2 separate regions of the Homo sapiens genome follow, and region 1 is linked to region 2. The links are chromatin loops, found by intact Hi-C in ENCODE. Cell type or tissue: IMR-90. All regions are shown on one strand. Links, peaks and the distances in the headings refer to the core of each region. The heading gives the core; the rest is flanking DNA. Region 1 holds the start of GS1-204I12.4 (a long non-coding RNA gene). Region 2 has its middle 140 kb from the start of CBSLR.

Evidence for each region. Hi-C counts contacts between places; a loop is a spot of excess contacts. Peaks named below come from ENCODE experiments on the same cell type or tissue, not always from the same donor. Only the 100,000 strongest peaks of a DNase experiment are listed, where the experiment ranks them.
Region 1: it touches region 2 in a loop (2.8-fold over the local background); 3 of 110 quality-filtered maps call a loop at or near these places.

The regions. Positions count from the first base shown.
Region 1 is chr1:185,644,339-185,648,734 of GRCh38, forward strand. It overlaps GS1-204I12.4 (a long non-coding RNA gene), which reads left to right and starts at 2,171. Exons shown (of 3, transcript NR_188649.1): 1 at 2,171-2,460. The region is part of intron 1 of LOC107985239 (a long non-coding RNA gene); the gene reads left to right. RefSeq lists an enhancer at 1,635-2,548. In IMR-90, for the core only: no CTCF peak of the experiment used is centred there; a DNase peak (open chromatin) is centred at 2,143; H3K4me3 peaks cover 336 bases; H3K27ac peaks cover 540 bases.
Region 2 is chr1:185,452,305-185,456,700 of GRCh38, forward strand. No RefSeq gene overlaps it. Among named protein-coding and RNA genes, the nearest start is that of CBSLR, 140 kb to the left of the region's middle. In IMR-90, for the core only: no CTCF peak of the experiment used is centred there; a DNase peak (open chromatin) is centred at 1,677; H3K27ac peaks cover 524 bases.

The sequences.
Region 1 (4,396 bases), core at 266-4,265, 190 kb after region 2:
GGCCTGGCAGGCTATTTCATGTTCTCTGATAAACATTGAAAAACATCTCTAAGTTCTTCCATCATGGGACATGTGCAAGATGTATTTCAATTTTCCATGGCATTACAACTGTAGTTGCCTGACTGTTCTTCTTGCCCACTGCACAAACAAAACCAGTTTACTGAGACCATGGTACTATGGTATATAATTAATTAATTAGCACAAGGCCAGCTATGCAGAAGAACTGGAGTTATCACTCAAATCAGTCTTCCTGAACGTTCAGAGGTTAGGGTTTTGCAAGCATAGTTTGGTGGGAAGAGAACTAGGGAATGGGTACTGCTGATTGGCTGGGGATGCAATTATAGAGGTGTGGAAAATAGTCTTTGTGCATTGAGTCTGTCTCTGGATGGGTGGTTGTGGGGTGGGTGGGGGCCCACAGGACAGATGAGTCATCAGTGACTAGTCCAGGTTGGGTAAGTCTGAAAAACATCTCAAAAGAGCAATCTTAGTTCTACAATAGTGATGTTACCTATAGGTGCAGCTGGGGAAGCAATGAATCTTATGACCTCTGGCCACATAACTCCTGAGCAGTAAGGGATTGTAGAAACAGCATCTACATTTTAGCAGAATTCAGGGCCCTCCCATAATCCTAATCTTGGTAGGCTTCATTAGTTTTACAAACCTCAATATAATATGATTAGCTATGGCATCAAAAATCAGTGTAATATTGGTCCATCTTATTGTAGGAACCAAGGGAAAACTTCCCCTTCACCCTCCAAGGGATCACTAATAATCAACTGACAAAAGACAGATAAGTAGGAGAAAAGGCATACGAAAGTTTGTTTTAACATGGTTAGCACTGGGGAACTTAAGGAGGAAGATTGCCTAATAACCCAATGTGGTACAGAAGCTTATATACTCTCTTCCATAGGGGAGGGGAGAGATGGGGAATGTAGGCAATTCCTTTGAGGGACCACAGATGATTATTAGGGAGAACAGTGAACTTGTAAATGATTCTCTTTGGAATTTGAATGAGCCCTAGAGGCTGGAATTATGTTGTGAAAAAGTCCATCTCCCTGTAGTTGCATTCCTTAGTCTTCTTTTCTGAGACAGATAATGAGATTTCAGAGAAGGGAGGAAAACAATTGTATTTCTCTTAGAAAGAAGATTTCTTGGTCAGATAAGGAAATTCCAGAGAGAGTCCCTCCCTGTGCTTGAGGCAAGGGCTGAGGGACAAGGCAAAGTTAGAGGGACCTTGATTTGCGGGCTGCGTCTAAGGCCTCTTAGCCTGTCATAGCACCAGTGTTTGGGTTATTGCTTTCTGAGCCCCAACGTTATACTCTATCCAAAGGTTTATTTTATTTTAATTTTTTATAAACTCTATGTCCAAACAACTGTAAAACTCACAACATGTGACCTAAGGGTATCATAGTGAGGTTACAGTGACCTAGTAGTCAGTGTGTAATTTCTAGGATTTAAACGGTAAGCTGTTTTCTCTGTGGAGAATGACACTATAGTATACTATTTGGGGTTATGGGCAAGCTAATAGATTTGGCAGTTCTCATTTTTTCCCCTTGGTCAAAAACTACTCAAGTTCTGAATGCAAATAAGAGATCTCAGAGCAGCCTCAAGTACTCAAAACACTGAACATGGCTCTATAAAACAACAGGGTATAATGAGCTATCTTGGTTTCCAAATTGGGTCTGGGATTTTCCAAATTTTACCCCAAATACTGTCCTTTTGGCTTTAATACTCTCTGTACCAGATATATCAGAATGAGAGAATCAAGAGTAAAACAAACTTGCATTTCCCAAACAGAGAATCAATAATCTTTTTGGAAGAAAATTTTAAAGGATATCAATCATTAAAAAAAGCAAGTCTGGAAACGATGATGTGTCACTCATTATGCAAATATCATGCTAACTCATAAGGGTGCTTTTCAGACCAGATTATTCTACTTTCAGACAAGCCCACCATATTAGCTTCATTGCACAATATTTAATCTCTGTCCTTGAAGTTCACAAATTAACTTGCTCTGTGATTTCCTCCTTGTGATAGCCTCTGGCTGTGTTTTTACTGCCTTAACAGCTACTGGCAGGCAGCTTGTCTCCCACATTCACTACAAAGCAAACAGGAATTTGGTCCCAGGGTAATTGGCTGTTCTCCAGCATAAGAATGCAAGTTATTCATGAGCTTTGTGAGCTTGCTTCTGACTAACACAGACTGTTTTCACTAGGGAGCACAGGGACAAAAAGAGTTGTGAAGTTTTGAGTCTTCAGGATTATTCCTTTCAAGTATGTGATAACCTGTGATTCTTCTCCCCAACTATTTTCTAACCGTCCCCGACCTTTTCCACTTCCTTTCATTTCGTAGTGACTACCAGAAATTTACCAAGGAAGCTGCCATGAAATAACATGTTTCTTTTAGAAATACAACTGACTCAATAGACAGCTATGGATGTGCTGTTATTTTGGAGATACAGTAAGTTTACAGAACTTTTAAAATTAAATCTTAAGCAAAATATGTGGGTAAATGCCAAATAGATTGGTGAGAGCCTAGGTTAACAGTAATTCAAAAAAAAAATGGAGAAAAAGACTTGCAGTTTCAAAGATAGGAGCATATATACTTTAAATTTTGAGGTGCTGAATAACAGATTTAAAGTTTACAAAAAATTAAGAGGTTTAAACAAAAATAAAAAAAAAGCTACCCATTCATCATGGTCGGAAGAAAGTAAAAGAGAGAATTCTAAGCTCCTAAAAACAGGGGCATCTAAAAAGATTTTCCTTCTTTATTATCTTACCTGAGAGGTCCATACTGTAAATCTAGATACCATGTTTTCTAAATTATTCTGGAACTACACTACCCACACGACTGTAATATTTAAAATGATTGTCCAAAAATGTATTTAACAGAGACACCAACAAATGTTTGAGACTTACAAACAAGATAAATTTGTTAATTCCTTTAGTTCACTCAAAGCTGTACAATGATAAAAAAACCAAAATATTAAATATACTGTACACCCTGATTTATTTAAATTTTTATTATTACTTGCTGAAAACTTGAATGGAAAGATTTTGCTTTTTTGTAATGCAATTGTCAATGGAAAGAATTAAACTCTGTAAAATATTTGAAGAGATTTATTCTGAGCCAAATGTGAGTGACCATGGCCCGGGAGGTCCTGAGAACATGGGCCCAAGGTGGCTGGGGTGCAGCTTGGTTTTATACATTTTAGGGAGGCATGAGACATCAATCAAATACATTTAAGAAATACATTGGTTTGGTCTACAAAGGCAGGGCCATTCAAAATAGGGGCTTCCAGGCTGTAGGGAAATTTAAACATTTTCTGGTTGACAATTGGTTGAGTTTGTTTAAAGACCTGGGATCAACAGAAAGGAATGTCTGGGTTGTGATAACATGTCGTAGAGACCAAAGTTTTACTATACAGATGAAGCTTTTAGCTAGCAAGCATCAGAGAAAATAGATTGTAAAATGCTTCTTATCAGACTTAAAATCTGTGTTGATGTTAATGCCAGAGAGGTATAATGAAGCCTGTTCAACCCCCACTTCCTGTCATGGCCTGAAACAGTCTCTCAGGTTAAGTTTTAAAAGTCCTAATGTGTCCGGAATTGGTGGGTTCTTGGTCTCACTGACTTCAAGAATGAAGCCGCAGACCCTTGCGGTGAGTGTTACAGTTCTTAAAGATGGTGTGTCTGGAGTTTGTTCCATCTCATGTTTGGACGTGCTCGGAGTTTCTTCCTTCTGGTAGGTTCATGGTCTCGCTGGCTTCAGGAGTGAAGCTGCAGACCTTTGCGGTGAGTGTTACAGCTCTTAAGACGGCACGTCTGGAGTTGTTCGTTCCTCCTGTCCGGAGTTGTTCATTCCTCCCATCTGGAGTTGTTCATTCCTCCCAGTGGGTTCATGGTCTCACTGGCCTCAGGAGTGAAGCTGCAGACCTTTGCAGTGAGTGTTACAGCTCTTAAAGGTGGTGTGTCCAGAGTTGTTCATCCCTCCTGGTGGGTTCATGGTCTTACTGGCTTCAGGAGTGAAGCTGCAGACCTTCACCGTGAGTGTTACAGCTCATAAAGGCAGTGCGGACCCAAGGAGTCAGCAGCAGCAAGATTTATTGTAAAGAGCAAAAGAACAAAGCTTCCACAGTGTGGAAGGAGACCCCAGCAGGTTGCCCCTGCTGGCTCTGGCAGCCTGCTTTTATTCCCTTATCTGGCCCCATCCACATTCTGCTGATTGGCCCATTTTACAGAGAGCTGATTGGTCCGTTTTACAGAGAGCTGATTGGTCTGTTTTGACAGGGTGCTGATTGGTACATTTACAATCTGGCTAGACACAGAGTGCTGATTGGTGCATTTACAAACCTTGAGCTAGATACAGAGTGCTGATTGGTGTATTTACATACTTT
Region 2 (4,396 bases), core at 108-4,107:
GACCAATACCAGCTTAGCCAGTCAAGAATTAAGACTGAATTGGTTTGGTAATCCCGGCTGAAGGGTCTGCTTATGGAAAGAGGCTTCTGGCAGCCTACTTTGTTTGGACCAAAGATGCTAAATAAATTTTACGTTATGCGTCAACCCCAATCGATTGGTAGTGGCTGTGTTGAGAAAGATTCTGAAGTCAGGTCCAGGCTCATGAGAGTCATAAATAATTAGTGATGGCCACCATGAATATCTGTCTGATGTTAGCCCTGATTTGAATTTGGACTCCGTATCTATGGCCCAAGATGGAAGCTGCAGTGTTAGTGGAAAAAAAATAAAGCTCAAAGGGATGTCTCTTTCTGTGGTAAGTGTCTTTCAGAAAACACAAGGCAATTCTTTCTACCTGGCTTCCTGAATTATGCAAAATGTTGGGACACTTGGTTAAGAAACATTCTTCATAAGGCACATACTGAGGCTGACTAGTGACTGCTCCTTGAAGGCAGAGCTGAACAGAGAGTGTGCTAGATTTCAGGGCCTTCAGCCACTTTCTGTTTCTACCATGGGTTTGGTGGGTCACACAAAGACTTGGTGGTCACTCTTCACATATAGAGTAAGTATGTCAAATGCTATATTCTGGGATTAGCATATTTTTGGTGTTCAAACAATCAAAAACCATAGTTTATTAAACAGCTAACAGGTGACAATGGGTGTATTCTCTATACTTTTCCTAAATGGTGTGTGTTATGAGCTGAATTTTATGGCCCTTCAATTCATACATTGAAGTCCTAACTCCCAGTATCTTGGAATGTGACTATATTTAGAGATAGAGGCTTTAAAGAGTTAAAATGAGGTCATCAGGGTGGGCGCTAATTCAGTATGATTGGAGTCCTTATAAAAAGGGGAAATTTAGAGACAGATGCACATACACAGAGCACTCCATGTGAAGAGACGCAAGGAGAAGACAGCCAACTATAAGCCAAGGAAAGGAGGAAATGTAGACGCAGACACACATTGCAGGGAATGCTGTGTGAACATGAAGACAACTGTCTACAAGTCAAGGAGCGAGGCCTTGGGAGAAAGCAATCCTGTTGACACCTAGGTCTCAGATGTCTGACCTCTAGTACTGTGAGAAAATGAATTACTATTGTTTAAGCCAGGGATCTACAGCCCCCAGGTTACGGACTGATAGTGGTCCGTGGCCTGCGAGGAACTGGGCCACACAGCAGGAGGTTAGTGGTGGGAGAGCTTCAACTGTAGTTATAGCCACTTCCCATTGTTTGCATCCTTTATTTCCTGAGCTCCGCTTCCTGTCAGATCAGCGGTGGCATTAGATTCTCAAAGGAAAGCAAACCCTATTGTGAACTGCGCAGGAGAGGGATCTAGGTTGCGTGTTCCTTATGAGAATCTAATACTTGATGATCTGTTACTGTCTCCCATCACCCCCATATGGAACCATCTAGTTGCAGGAAAACAGGCTCAGGGCTCCCACTGATTCTACATTATGGTGAGTTGTATAGTTATTTCATTACATATTGCAGTGTCATAATGCAAATAAAGTGCACAATAAATGTAATGTGTCTGAATCATCCCCAAACCATCCCCATACCCCTGGGATGTGGAAAAATTGTCTTCCACGAAACCAGTCCCTGGTGCCAAAAAGCTTGGGGACTGCTTGTTTAAACCACCCAGTCTGCGGTATTTTGTTATGGTAGCCCTAGAAAACTAATACACTATGTTTGCACCATTCCTTTGGAATTTTTTTCTTATGTATACACTGTGAAGCTTTGCATATTTTCTGTTGTGTCTCATGTTTATCAAAAAGTTCTTGCCTCATATTTTCCAGTCTCTTTTTTCTTTTACCACTTAATCTCTGGGCTTAACAATGGTAATTTTTGCCACATTCCAGCCTGACTTGATGATATTTCTATTTAAACTACCAGCAAGATTTATTGAGAAGCCAGTGAAAAAGAAAGACAACTCAAATTAGTTTCACTGAAGTGCACAGGAGGATATAAATAATTCTTGGTTGGAAAATCTGGTTAGTGGTCCTGACAGTCCAGAAAAATGTTGCTGGAGTGAGAACAGCAGGGGAGGCTATAGAAGTACAGGCTCATCAGGAAAGGAGGTGTTTTGATCCATATTTTGAATAACATGATTGAGTTTAGTAATACAGTATGGTTTTTTTTTCTTTTCTTTTCTTTTTTTTTTTTTTTTGAGACGGAGTCTCGCTCTGTCACCCAGGCTGGAGTGCAGTGGCGCAATCTTGGCTCACTGTGCAAGCTCCACCTCCTGGGTTCACGCCATTCTCCTGCCTCAGCCTCCCGAGTAGCTGGGATTACAGGCGCCCGCCACCATGCCCGGCTAATTTTTTGTATATTTAGTAGAGATGGGGTTTCACCGTGTTAGCCAGGATGGTCTCGATCTCCTGACCTTGTGATCCACCCACGTCAGCCTCCCAAAGTGCTGGAATTACAGGCATGAGCCACCACGCCCGGCCGTAATACAGTATGTTTATTTCAGAAACAAGATGATAAATTTCAGTACTTATTTGATATGTGCTATAATCTTCTGTAGAGTTGGCAAGTGATGTGCACTGTGGCCCTCAAATGCTGGGAATCAAAAGGGAAAAAACCACATTTTGATTCTCTATAATTCCATTAACTAGAGTTCATTTGTAATCTACTCTTAGAAGAAAAATTTGCAATAACGAGAAGCCAAACATATAAGGTATTTTAAAGAAATAATCAAATATCTAAGGTACGTTCTGTGATTCAGTATAAATTCAGGCCTATCTCATGTATCTTTTACATCTTTATCCAAACATCTGTTTAGTATGAATTATTGGTGAGAAGTAGGATTCTGAGGTAATGCAAAACTTCTATCATCAAAGATTGAATTAATTTGATTTTGCTCACTATATAACATTTACAAAGGTAGGGAAGTGAGCCAATTATGTGTAAGAAAGAGTTTCCACAGTGAGGGTACAAGTAAATGAAAATTCTTATTTAATTGTTGCCTAAATAGAAACTCCAATGAATAAACCTCGGCCCTTAAAAATAGAGGTATTGCTGTGGTTCTGATTTCATTAACAATAACCCTTTGATACCATTTTCCCATTTGTAAATGTTGACTTTTTGGCTTTCAAAAAATTTCTATACTTTTATTAAAGACAAAGACTAGGCCGGGTGCAGTTGCTCACGCCTGTAATCCCAGTATTTTGGGAGGCTGAGGCGGGTGGATCACGAGTTCGGGAGTTCAAGACCAGGCTGGCCAAGATGGTGAAACCCCGTCTCTACTAAAAATACAAAAATTAGCCAGGTGTGGTGGCAGGCACCTGTAATCTCAGCTACTCAGGAGGCCGAGGCAGAGGATTGCTTGAACCTGGGAGGCGGAGGTTGCAGTGAGCCAAGATCATGCCACTGCACTCCAGCCTGAGCGACAGAGTGAGACTCCATCTCAAAAAAACAAAAAACAAAAAACAAACAAACCCAAAAAAACACAATGACTATTTTTTTTTTTTTTTGTCAGATGGAGCCTCCCTCTGTCTCCTAGGCTGGAGTACAGTGGTGCAATCTTGGCTCACTGCAACCTCTGCCTCCCGGGTTCGGGCAATTCTCTGTCTCAGCCTCCTGAGTAGCTGAGATTACAGGCGCCCACCACCACACCCGGCTAATTTTTGTATTTTTAAGTAGAGACAGGGTTTCACCATCTTAGCCAGGCTGGTCTTGAACTCCTAACTTCAGGTGATTCATCCACCTCAGCCTCCTAAAGTGCTGGGATTACAGGTGTGAGCCACTGTGCCTGTCCGACAATGACTTTTTTTTTTTTTTTTTGAGATGGAGTCTTACTCTGTCTCCCAGGCTGGAGTGCAATAGCACCATGTCGGCTCACTGCAACCTCCATCTCCTGGGTGCAAGCAATTCTCCTGCCTCAGCCTCCCGAGGAGCTGAGATTACAGGCGGCTGCCACCACACCTGGCTAATTTTTATATTTTTAGTAGATACAGGGTTTCACCATGTTGGCCAGGCTGGTCTCGAACTCCTGACCTCAGGTAATCTGCCCGCCTTGGTCTCCCAAAGTGTTGGGATTACAGGCGTGAGCCACTGCACCCTGCTGACTATTTTTTAAGAAAAACTTTTCCAAAAAAATATGACTTAACCTGTGACATCTCTTAGTCCCATGAACAGCTGGGTGGGAAGTCATCTGCAGGGGGTCTTTTCACCATGGATGCTGCAACCCCCTGGTCTGAGCCCCCATCCTCTCTTGCTTGGATAACTGCAACAGCTTCCTGCAGAGCCTCCTGTTTCTCCCCTTGATCCTCTATAGTCTGTGCTCAACACAATGGCTATACAATAATTTAAAATATATGTGCCATTTTATGCTTCTCCTTAGTTCAACCCCTGTGTGA